Linked DNA regions of Mus musculus: all the other regions are linked to region 2. The links are chromatin contacts, found by Hi-C or POLR2A ChIA-PET in ENCODE. All regions are on one chromosome and are shown on one strand. The core of a region is the stretch at or near the end of the contact, and the rest is flanking DNA. Distances in the headings are between cores, read along the strand shown. Region 1 holds the start of Gck (glucokinase). Region 2 holds the start of Ykt6 (YKT6 v-SNARE homolog (S. cerevisiae)). Region 3 overlaps Camk2b (calcium/calmodulin-dependent protein kinase II, beta).

Region 1 (3,198 bases), core at 683-3,182, 41 kb after region 2:
TGCATTACTAATACACCAGAAGTTGGAGGACAGGGACAGGCAGAGCCCCGCAGCCAGCTTAGCTGAAAACATAAACTTCATGTTCGCTTCTGTCTCAAACAGAGAAGATGGCAAGTGATAGACAAGACACACATATTCTCCTCCTTTGGCCTCTTCTGCATGGCAGTGCATAGGTGCATGCACGTGCATATGAACACCACACACACACACACACACACACACACACACACACACACATACACACACACACACGCATGCTTGCATACACATGAGAGGAGAAAAAAGGAGGTGGAAGGTCACCAACTAGGACAGAAAATGGTTCCTTCAGTTTACTCACTCCCTCTATCAAATGAAAGATGAAGATGGGAAAATGCTCTAACTCATGGCTGCAAGGCTCTGTTTTTCTCCAAATCCAAGCAGACACAGTGTTCATGCAGCTTTCCATGTCCTGTGCGTCCATCATGAGATCTCATCCCTAAGGCACCTTCTGTCCTGTCCCCTCCTCTCCAGTCGTGACTGTTGAGTGTAGGAAGAACATCGAGCTACGTGTCCTTACTGCAGAATGGTACTCCTGGACGAGGTGGATTCACAGGGGGGGGCGGTGAGTTGCCAGAGTTGTCCTGGGTGCTTAGCCAACTAGATCCCATTCTTCCCTCAAAGGTGCAGTGACTGGAAAGAGACCACGCCCTGGGACATGTTCTGGGAGGATGCTTGCTGCTCATGCGCAGTCTGGCTGAGACAGAAATCCGCTCCGTTTGTCTCTGGCTTTGCATTGGTTCACACCCTTCCTCCCACCTCCCAGAGATTAGAGCTTGAAGATTTGCCTCCTCCTCCTCCTCCTCCTCCTCTATCCTCCTCTTCCTCTTCCTCTCCTGTGACTTGCCCAGGAGATGGGAGCAAGGCTCCCAGGCAGCTCCAAGACCAGCCACCCCAAATTCAGGCATGAGCTCAACCCCCAAAGCAAAAGGGGCTCAGAGCCAGGGGTTGGGTAGTCAGAGGCTTGTCATATGAGGTCTGGTGAGGCCAGCTTTGCTCTATTTTGGGAAAGTGATCAATCGTGTCAAGGGGTGACCATACTGGCCAATCTTGGGAAAACCTGGCATTCTGACAGGCACCCTATGTACCCTGTCATACTTGCCAGTGGCAGCTAATTTTAGCAGGGCTTGGAAATGCCAGCAAGTGCAGAGTATGTTGGGGTCACTCCTGGCCAAACCCAAAGAAAGGTCTAGGAGGTGTCTGAACCCCGTAGAAGAGCCCAGAATGTCCTGAGCATTGCTGTCACAAAATTTAACGGCCTCTTCTATTCTATTTCTTGCTGTTTGGGTTAAAGGAAATTTAAGAAGATTCCACAATAGTTAAAAAAAAAAATTGTTTTACTTGCAGGGGAGGGGGTGTCAGGGAAGCCAGAGGACCTGAATCTTCTCCAGCTTGTATGTGCACAGATGTCCTTCCCATCTGCCCCAGTCCATGCCGTGACCAAACTCTCCCTTCCACAAACGCTTGGCTTCCTTCCTTCCTTCCTCCAGCTTCTCCTTCCCAGCCAAGTTCTATGGTGGAGCCCCAGACTGTGTGGCTGTGCATAGCCAACCCTCCATAGGTGAAACCCCATGAGGATCTCCACTACCCACAAGTCTGAAGCCTCACTGGCTCACACAGCTCCTCGTGCCTACCTGTTTCAAAGCATCCGATCATCATCTTCTGTAACAAGTCTGGAAGGGGGCATGTGAGTGGGCTAGCTCCAGCCACTTCATCAACCTCTCCACAGCAGCTCCAACCAGTGTTCAGAGAACATGGTAGCCTGTCTCATAGCCCTGTCCCTGTGGCCTTTGTCAAACCTGATCCCACGTGGTTCTTTGTCCTGGCCCTGGCCCTGTCCCTGACCCCGTGGCAGTAGGCAGGGTATTTTAGGAGCCACCTCTCAGACTGACCCATTAGTGCAGAAGTCCTTGGCTGCCTGTCTTTTGCAACACTCAGCCAGACAGTCCTCACCCACAGCAGGTGGCCTCGGGAGTCAGGAACATCTCTACTTCCCCAACGACCCCTGCTTATCCTCAGATGGCTGTGGATACTACAAGGAGGGGAGCCCAGTCGTTGACTCTGGTAAGGGCCCCTCACAGGCCAAAGGCCTTGAATTGGGGGAGACCTGGAGGGCAGCATGCTCAGGTTGGAGAGAGGGATTGGTTCAAGGATGAGTGCGATCCTGTAGGAGACCTGGATTTGTCCCTTCTTCCCTGTATCCCTTCTCATTGGTGCTACGATTGTCCAGCTCTTGAGGAGTCCACCAGGGCTTGTTTCTGGAATGACAGTGCCTAGCCTCGGGATGTTTTCTGAGTGCTGCTCATCTCTAAGGGGCACCTCATGGCTGTACTCAGTAGAGTGTGGGGCTTTCTTCTCCAGAAGTATGTGGATGGCTGACCTAGGGCCACTCACTCCTTTGTATAAAGCCACCATAGGACCTTGGAAAAGAGGATCCAGGCTAAGACTGGACATGCAGGTGCTGACACTGTCTCTGGACCTTCAGAACTGTGGCTTTTGTCTGTAGGCTGCTATGGCCCTTGTCCAGATCCTCTGGGGTCTACAGTTCCCTGGGGCTACCTCTCCCACTGCTAAGATGGTAAACACAGCACTTGATGGTGTCTTCTTTTTTTCCTGCATTATAAGGTGGGCAATCAGAGTGTGCTCAGGGATCTGACCCTGCCAGCTCTATCCCTCCCACTTTTGCTATTAGTTCCCTGTGACCTAATCCAGACTTGTATAAGAACATCTCCATGCTAAGGGCTTGTTTCCCCACTGTTTCCCTGAACTGTGTCTGCACACAGCCAGCCATACATACTTGAGGCAGCTATGTGCAGGCAGATGGGTTGCTTAGATTGGTTTCCCAGGATGCCTAATCCCAGTGGATCCCTGCTGCAGCTGCTCAGGCTCGTCCATGTGATCCTCCTAGTGTGTCTCTTCCTAAACCCCCTAGACCAAGCTGTCACCAGATGTCTGTATGTTCTCTAGACCTTACCACATCTCTGTCCTGTGTGCACTGTCACAGTACACAGATTCTGGAGACAGCCTAATGCCACCCAGTTCCACCCTGTCTCAAGAAGTCCGCATTCTGTAGCCAGGCGTCTCTAGCCTTCTCGTGGTTGTCGGGGTGACTCCTTTCTCCCCTCTATGCAACTTCCTCACTTTCTAGGAAAGTGAGGAGCT
Region 2 (3,193 bases), core at 267-2,766:
CCCATCACCTTGTCTCTGTTTCCCTAGCTTTGAAAGTACAAGCATGTGTCAGGACACCCAGAGGTTGGTTGGTTGGTTTGTTTGTTTTTCCTTTTGATGTATTTGGGATCAAACCCAGGCCCCTCATGCAGCAAGCAGTCTCCTGAATGAACTATTTCTCCACTCAAGCTACCTTCCAACCCCTTGGCAAACACTATTCACATAACTATAATCCACAGCAACTCATGTCCATCAGCGGATGGATACATAAACAAAACATAGTGTTTACATAAAACTCAATACTGTATATATTTTAAAGGGGAGAAAAATTTGGTATCTGCAGAAACATAGGTCAACCTTGGGGTCATTCTGCTTAGTAAAATCAGTGGGACACAAAAAGCCAACTACTATATATCCCACTTATATGAAGTCATTAGAACCATCAAAAGCTGAGACACAACCTGAACAAGCAGATTTCCCCAGACGTTGAGTCAAGATGACCACAGGTCCTACCCTGTTGGGCCCTTTTCCTTTTGTGTCTGAGTCACTCCCACAAGACTGGGTATCTGTGCAGCTTACAATTAAAGCACCCCACAATCCTTTACATGCCTACAAGCAATACAAATCCAGTGGTTCCTGCCTAGCTACCAGTGTGGACCCTTCCTGATAATCAAGGCCCAAACACTAAAAAGAATGAGTTTGACCCCTGACTCCCAATCCTTGAGGAATCAACGATTTTACTCATAAAAGAAACACCTCCATACAGAACTTCTGGAAAGAGCTTTGACCAGCGACTTTCACAAACTGTGGGCTGCAACCCCTTTGGCAAACCTCAATCTCCAAAAATACATATGCATAACAGTAGCAAAATTACAGTTATGAAGTAGCCACGAAAATAATTTTATGGTTGGGGGTGGGAGGGTTCCCTCAACATGAGAAACGGTACTAAAGGGTCGCAGCGCAAGGAAGGTGAGAACCACTGGCAACGACGAAATACAAAGGTTAAGACACCAAACACTGGTTAAATCACAGGGTGCGAGGCGTAGTCAACATACTTATTTCTGAGTCCGGAGATCCCAGATCAGAACAGTTGGCAGCGCGTCTGTAATCAATGGCCTTCCAATCTTTCTACAACTGGGCAATACCGCGTAGGGCAGAGCCCTTTCCCAGGGTTGCTAACGACTCCTCAGGTACAGCCTGCCGCCCGAGGGAGGCCAAAGCCGTGCTCGCCCTTCGAGAGACTCGACTCCCTGGACTCCGGGTCCAGCCACCCGGGCCCGGCCCACTTACCTGGACCTCTGGAAGAAACTAAAGGAAGACACGTCGTACGCGGCCTTGAGCAGCACCGCTTTCGGATCGCCTTTGTAAAGGACACTAAGGCTGTACAGCTTCATGGCGCCGCACCTTCGGGCCGCCGGCTGAGCCCCAGACCCGCTCCCAGGAGCGCGGCCACAGTCCCTCAGAACAGCGGCGGCCGCCTCCTGACGGGGCCCGGCCGGCTTCTTCCTCCTAGAGTAAGGCCCACTTCCGGTTCCGGTGGCGAGTTGCTCCAGCCGCTCCTCGGAGGCCCGAAGGCAGGGTACGCGCGTGCGCGGACGGGTAGCTAAGCGGCGGGGCGCGCCCGCGTCCGCCCGGGTCGGCGCCAGGAGGCTCGGTCTCCGCCTGCGTGGCAGTGCCTTGGCGCAGGTTCCCTTCCGGGCTGTCGCGCGGACCCTGGCTGCCGGTGGGGAGTGCTGTGCCGTACCATCGCTCTTTTTTCCCCATTCTGCTAGAAAAACAACCCGTAGCTGTCCCCACTCTATACTTTTGTTGCATTCTATGTGTAACAGCACCAGGCTACCCAACCTCTTCCCTGGGTGTCCCAAGTACAGACGACTAAAAGAAAGGCCCTTCATCCTTTCTCTTGCAATAATAAAAATCAGAAACGTCACTGGCTATGGCCACTCAGCTTGGACACACTTGTTCGACAAGCCAGGCGGCCAGAGGTGTCAGCTATATTCACCTGCACTGACACCATGGCTCCACAGGCGGCAGACGGAGAACCATTTCTGAAGAAAGCCTCTTTATCCAAAGTTGTACAAAATTACCAGGATAGTGACCTTGCAGAAAGAGATGTGGATTAAGAAAATTGATAGCAAGAAGCAGACCTTGGGCTTCCAATGTGAACAGCAAAATGCTTATCAAACTCCCTTACAGCCACTCTTGGCACCTCTTCCTGCTTTTCTCTGACTTTACCCAGCCTCCCTTGGTCCCAGGAAGTCTCATCTAGAGATATGCGAACTCCCCAAGCCAAGCTTGTTAATCAATTTCAAATGACATTGTTTTCCCCTGCGTTTCCCCAGCTGTTATCCAGCCTGAATTCGGTCCCAGTACTTCCGCACCGCAAAAGTTACCCCCCCCCCCCAATCTGTTGGACTCAAAAAATACCTTTTTTGTAGACATGTTGGTAAAAGTGATAAACTATCAAATTCCAAGTCCTGCTCATTGCAGATGTTTAACAATGACGACGATGGTTATTTGCACCATTACGTTAAATGACAGAAAGAAAGAAAGAAAGAAAGAAAGAAAGAAAGAAAGAAAGAAAGAAAGAGGAAGCAAGCCTCATGAGAGGCCGAAGGTGCCCTTGAGGCTGTTAGAAGCAGAGCTTTAAAGGGAGGCTAAAATCTGAGCAAGGTCTACAGATTAGATAAGAGCACTATATCTTTATTTCCAGCTTTCAGTCACTGACTGCCCTGACCTTATAAGAGAAGTCTCTGGTGCATGCATGCATGCACACTAACACACAGTAACATAAATAGATGAACACTATGTATACAACTTACTCCGAAGAGGTCATATGCATACATACCTACATGTAAGTATATCTACATCTATATATATCTATGAACACATATATATGTTTCTATACATGCTTGTATATGAACATATTATACATGTATTAAAGTTCTCTAAAGGAACAGAATTGATAGGACATATATATTAAGAGAGGACTTATTAGATTGGCTTCAGGATGCTGTGTGTGTAAGTAGTCCAACAGTGGCTGTCTCACACTGGAGAAGCATAGAGTCTGGTATTTAAGCAAACCACAAGACTGGATGTCTTAGCAAACTTAATCTTGTGCTGAAAGTCTGGTTGATTCCTAGAGAGATTGGTCTTCAGCCTACATTTGAATCCCTAAATTGGTTTAGGTGTAGAAATACTGCGGTGGCAGGGT
Region 3 (3,543 bases), core at 603-3,102, 45 kb before region 2:
GGTCCTGGAGTCCTGTGGGACCAGGGAGAAGGTAGCTGCTCTTCACTCTCCAGCCTCGTGGCCCAGTCTTGGGTGGTGGAATACAGCAAGAACTTAAGCTCCCAAGAGCACCAGGGCCAGGACTAGTCCAGCACACTCGCTGGAGCCAGACCCCTGCTCCCACAGACTCACTGTAGGCTGTGTGCCCTCTGCTGCTTGGCAACCTCTCTGTGCCGATCCCTTTTCTGCAGCCTGCAGGGGTGGTTGGTGAGCAAGGTGCTCAGAACAGCCCTGGCATGCATTGCTGTTCTAGCAAAGGGCAGGATCTGCAGGTGGGAGAGCAGGGCCCAGAGTGACTCATTCCTAGAAAATCTTTACTGCTTGGTGCAGAGTGCAGCCCCAAGCCGAGACCTGGCAGCTCCCTCCCACCATCGCCATCATTCCTCAGAGCCCATCAGCCCCAGCCCAGGCCAGACAGGACTGAATACAAGTTCAGCAACTGGTGTGGTAATAGGGCCAGAGAGAGGGAAACTGTCTGAGCCTCTGAAATATACCTCACCTGGTAATCTTTCTCAGTGGAGGCCCTGTCCTGCTGAGGACAGGAAAATCGGTTTGTTTCTTGCAGAAACCTCTCCCTTGAAGACATGGCTCCTGTTAGGGCTCAGCAGTGAGCCTTTGCTGTGTTTCCCGATGGTAGGGGAAATAGGAGAACAGAAAGGGGCCAGTGGAAGGGCAAGGTGCTGCCTAGACCTCCATGGTGCTCCCTCAGGGCTCCATGGTGCTCCCTCAGGGCTCTATGGTGCTCCCTCAGGGCTCCGTGATGCTCCCTCAGGCTCAGCATGCAGCACCTCAAGTCAGCTCATATCTTCCCCCAGACCCAGGCAGCCATCTTGTCTTGGGGGAGACCCTGTGGGCCACAGAGACAAGTTCCCTGCCCCAGGCGTGCAGCACGGGTGCTGGGTGGGCCCTGACAGGGTGGCGGTGGGCAGTAGGGAATATCCTGGGCTACCTCCTGCTCCTCACGACTTCTCTGTCCCTGCAGTACGCCTCCATGACAGCATCTCTGAAGAGGGCTTCCACTACCTGGTCTTCGATCTGTAAGTGCCAAATCCAAGGACCCTCACCTTTCTTTCACTCCCAGCATGGGGCCCACAGCCTCTTCAGATTCAGGAGCAGGCCTGTCCCCACATCAGGACACTCCGAGTGCACCTCTGCAGGGGTCACCTCATTCCCAGCCACACGCAGCCTAGCCAGCGCTGATATGGCTGTGCATGGGTTTTTACCCAGTCTGAGTGTGACATGCTGAGGACGCCAACTCTGCAGAAAACCTGTCGGTTGGGACAGTGGAGGGAAGACCAGGGAGAGCAGCCATTCACTTCCCTCCATTCTGAGGCCTGCCATGCTGGGTTGGGGGCGCAGCTAGCTGATGTGAGCATGCGTGTTTGTAAGTGAGGGTGGAAGGATGCATGTGCATGCATATGTGTAGAGCTTAGAGCAAGCACAGAGATGCTTTGTGTAAAGTCCATGAGTGTACATGCATGTCTGTTTTCGAAGTGTGATTGGGTATGTTTTGGAGATACAGGCCTCTGTGTGTGTGTGTGTGTGTGTGTGTGTGTGTGTGTGTGTGTGTGTGCTTGCATGAGTGTGTGTGTGTGCTTGCATGAGTGTGTGTGTGTGCAGTAGCTGAGTGAGAAGGCGTTCGGGGCCAACTCCGCCTCTCACTTCCTGCCGGATTTAGAAGCGATGATCTCATCTCCCTTTACTCTTGGCAGCCCCTGCTAAGCAGCACTATATTTAGCTGTCTGTGAATCAGGGCTGCTGCAGGACCCTGGGCTGGGTGGGGGCCCAGGGGCTTTGGCTTGTCCTGGTGGCCTCCAGACTGCACAGCCAGGGAAACCTGGCTCTGGTACCGTTACCATGGTTACCCCATGCCCTCTGGCTGCCCTTGAGCAACAGGCTGAATGGGAACAGGAGGAGCCTTCCTAGGGCCACCTCTTAGCCCTTCCTCCCTCAAACAGCCTGACAGATGTCTGGGCCGTTGGGCATGCAGGCCTTAGCATCCTCTGCCTTGTAGCATCTTCCGGTGAAGAGCTAGGCTGCCCCTGCATGGGGTTTGTTTACTTCTCAGCTACCCCTGTGTGAGCCACAAGACCCTGCCTAGAGTGATCTGCTAGATAACAGGCTGCAGTCTGATTGAATCTGGGCTGAGACACCAGTCCTGTGGCTTGAGGTGGGGTGGGCTCTCTTTCCCCCTGTGTGCCCCAAAATCACCTTTACCACCCTTCTTCTCAAGAAACAGAGGTCTGTGGGCTGAGGGTGGTCATGATGACCAGTGGATGGCTGCACTTGTTTCAGGAGCCAAGAAGGAAAGAGAGGGTGGGGGAGGGAGGGATGTGTATATGTGACACATTTATCTCTCAGACCTCTCAGCACATGCCAGGCAGACAGCTGCAGGGAGAGACTGAGGAGGTGGGTCTGGACAGAAGGTCTAAATATCCTCCCCCCATACCTCCAGAGCCTCCAGGGTTGCAGGTTCTGAGGTGGTTTGGTAGCCCCCCAGTAGGCCTCAAGGCCTTGTCAGCTGAGAGCCCTGCAGGTTTGGGGAGGTGGCCGATACACACCATGGAAGTTACAGAGCAGAGCTTGCAACAGTGACCGCGCATGGCATCCAGCTCAGTAGAGGCCCAGCTTCCTGTCCCGTGACTCTGGACCAAGAGATGACCCTGGTGCCCACACACCAAAGCATCAGTGCCTGAACACATGCAGTAACTCAGGGAGCCTTGCCCTGGCACAGATCTGGCAAACCAAGGCTATCCTTTGAACTACAGTTTTGCACCAAGATACATTGGCCTTACACCATTTTTTCTGCCCAGACTTGAGTTTTCAAAGCCTGGTTCAAGAATTTTGTGTCAAGACTCAAACTGTCGATCACACAGCACTGGGGATAACAGCCCCTTACATGGGCTACTGCTGGACAGACTCTCCTGGTCCACATATGTGCAAACCACACATTTACAGTGTTGCTTTGCCATGGGCATTTGATGTATGGACAGAGACAAAGGGCAGGAGGGTGTGTGGGCAGAGTACACTACCTATGTTGTCTATGGTTTCATGGGGACAGGAATTCAAGTCTTTCAAGCCCTCAGCCCACCATGGAGGCCAGATACAGGCACTAAATCCACTCTGTGATGGCCCAGATCTGGCTCAAGAGAGCAGAGCATTGAATAGGGGGAGCCAGATAGTCTCAGACCTAGGATTAAGGTTCACAAAGCTGGGTGTAACCCTGGGAAGCCCTGGCTCTGCAAACTCATGTGCTTACGTGTGAAGCCCACTTAGGTGTAAAGAAACTCAGTTTTCTCGGGAAACAGGTGTGAAGAAGGAAGCATTCCATGATGGTGAACGAGTATGCCTTTGATAAGTTGTCACTATTGGGGTGTGTGTGTAAGGATGGAGATGATGGTAATGATGGTATGGTGATGGAATGGTGATGGTAGTCATGGTGGTGAGATGGTAGCAGCGATGACAATGGTGAAGGTAACAGTAGCATTGGTGGCAGTAGCAATG

Evidence for each region. Hi-C counts contacts between places; a loop is a spot of excess contacts on that map. ChIA-PET counts read pairs that join two places held with the same protein, here RNA polymerase II (POLR2A).
Region 1: a map of gastrocnemius shows a loop between it and region 2 (2.3-fold over the local background). The contact joins the promoter of Gck here to the promoter of Ykt6 in region 2. A Hi-C loop is called at or near these places in 1 of 37 maps with a recorded cell type or tissue (gastrocnemius). POLR2A ChIA-PET finds 5 or more read pairs at or near these places in 2 of 5 experiments (Patski and embryonic stem cell).
Region 3: POLR2A ChIA-PET joins it to region 2 with 11 read pairs in Patski. The contact joins the enhancer-like site here to the promoter of Ykt6 in region 2. POLR2A ChIA-PET finds 5 or more read pairs at or near these places in 2 of 5 experiments (Patski and embryonic stem cell).

What each region holds. Positions count from the first base shown.
Region 1 is chr11:5,913,869-5,917,066 of GRCm38, reverse strand. Gck (glucokinase) reads left to right here and starts at 1,932. Exons shown (of 10, transcript NM_001287386.1): 1 at 1,932-2,100. The coding sequence starts at 2,056. It overlaps Gm11967 (predicted gene 11967), which reads right to left and starts at 1,800. Exons shown (of 2, transcript NR_166847.1): 1 at 1,671-1,800; 2 at 305-733.
Region 2 is chr11:5,954,081-5,957,273 of GRCm38, reverse strand. Ykt6 (YKT6 v-SNARE homolog (S. cerevisiae)) reads right to left here and starts at 1,516. Exons shown (of 7, transcript NM_019661.4): 1 at 1,270-1,516. The coding sequence starts at 1,373.
Region 3 is chr11:5,998,871-6,002,413 of GRCm38, reverse strand. It overlaps Camk2b (calcium/calmodulin-dependent protein kinase II, beta), which reads left to right. Exons shown (of 21, transcript NM_007595.5): 4 at 1,022-1,076. Among named protein-coding and RNA genes, the nearest start is that of Ykt6, 45 kb to the right of the region's middle. Within about 2 kb of position 1,852, at least 3 of the 3 ENCODE cell types and tissues checked have a DNase peak (open chromatin) inside an H3K27ac peak, as active enhancers do.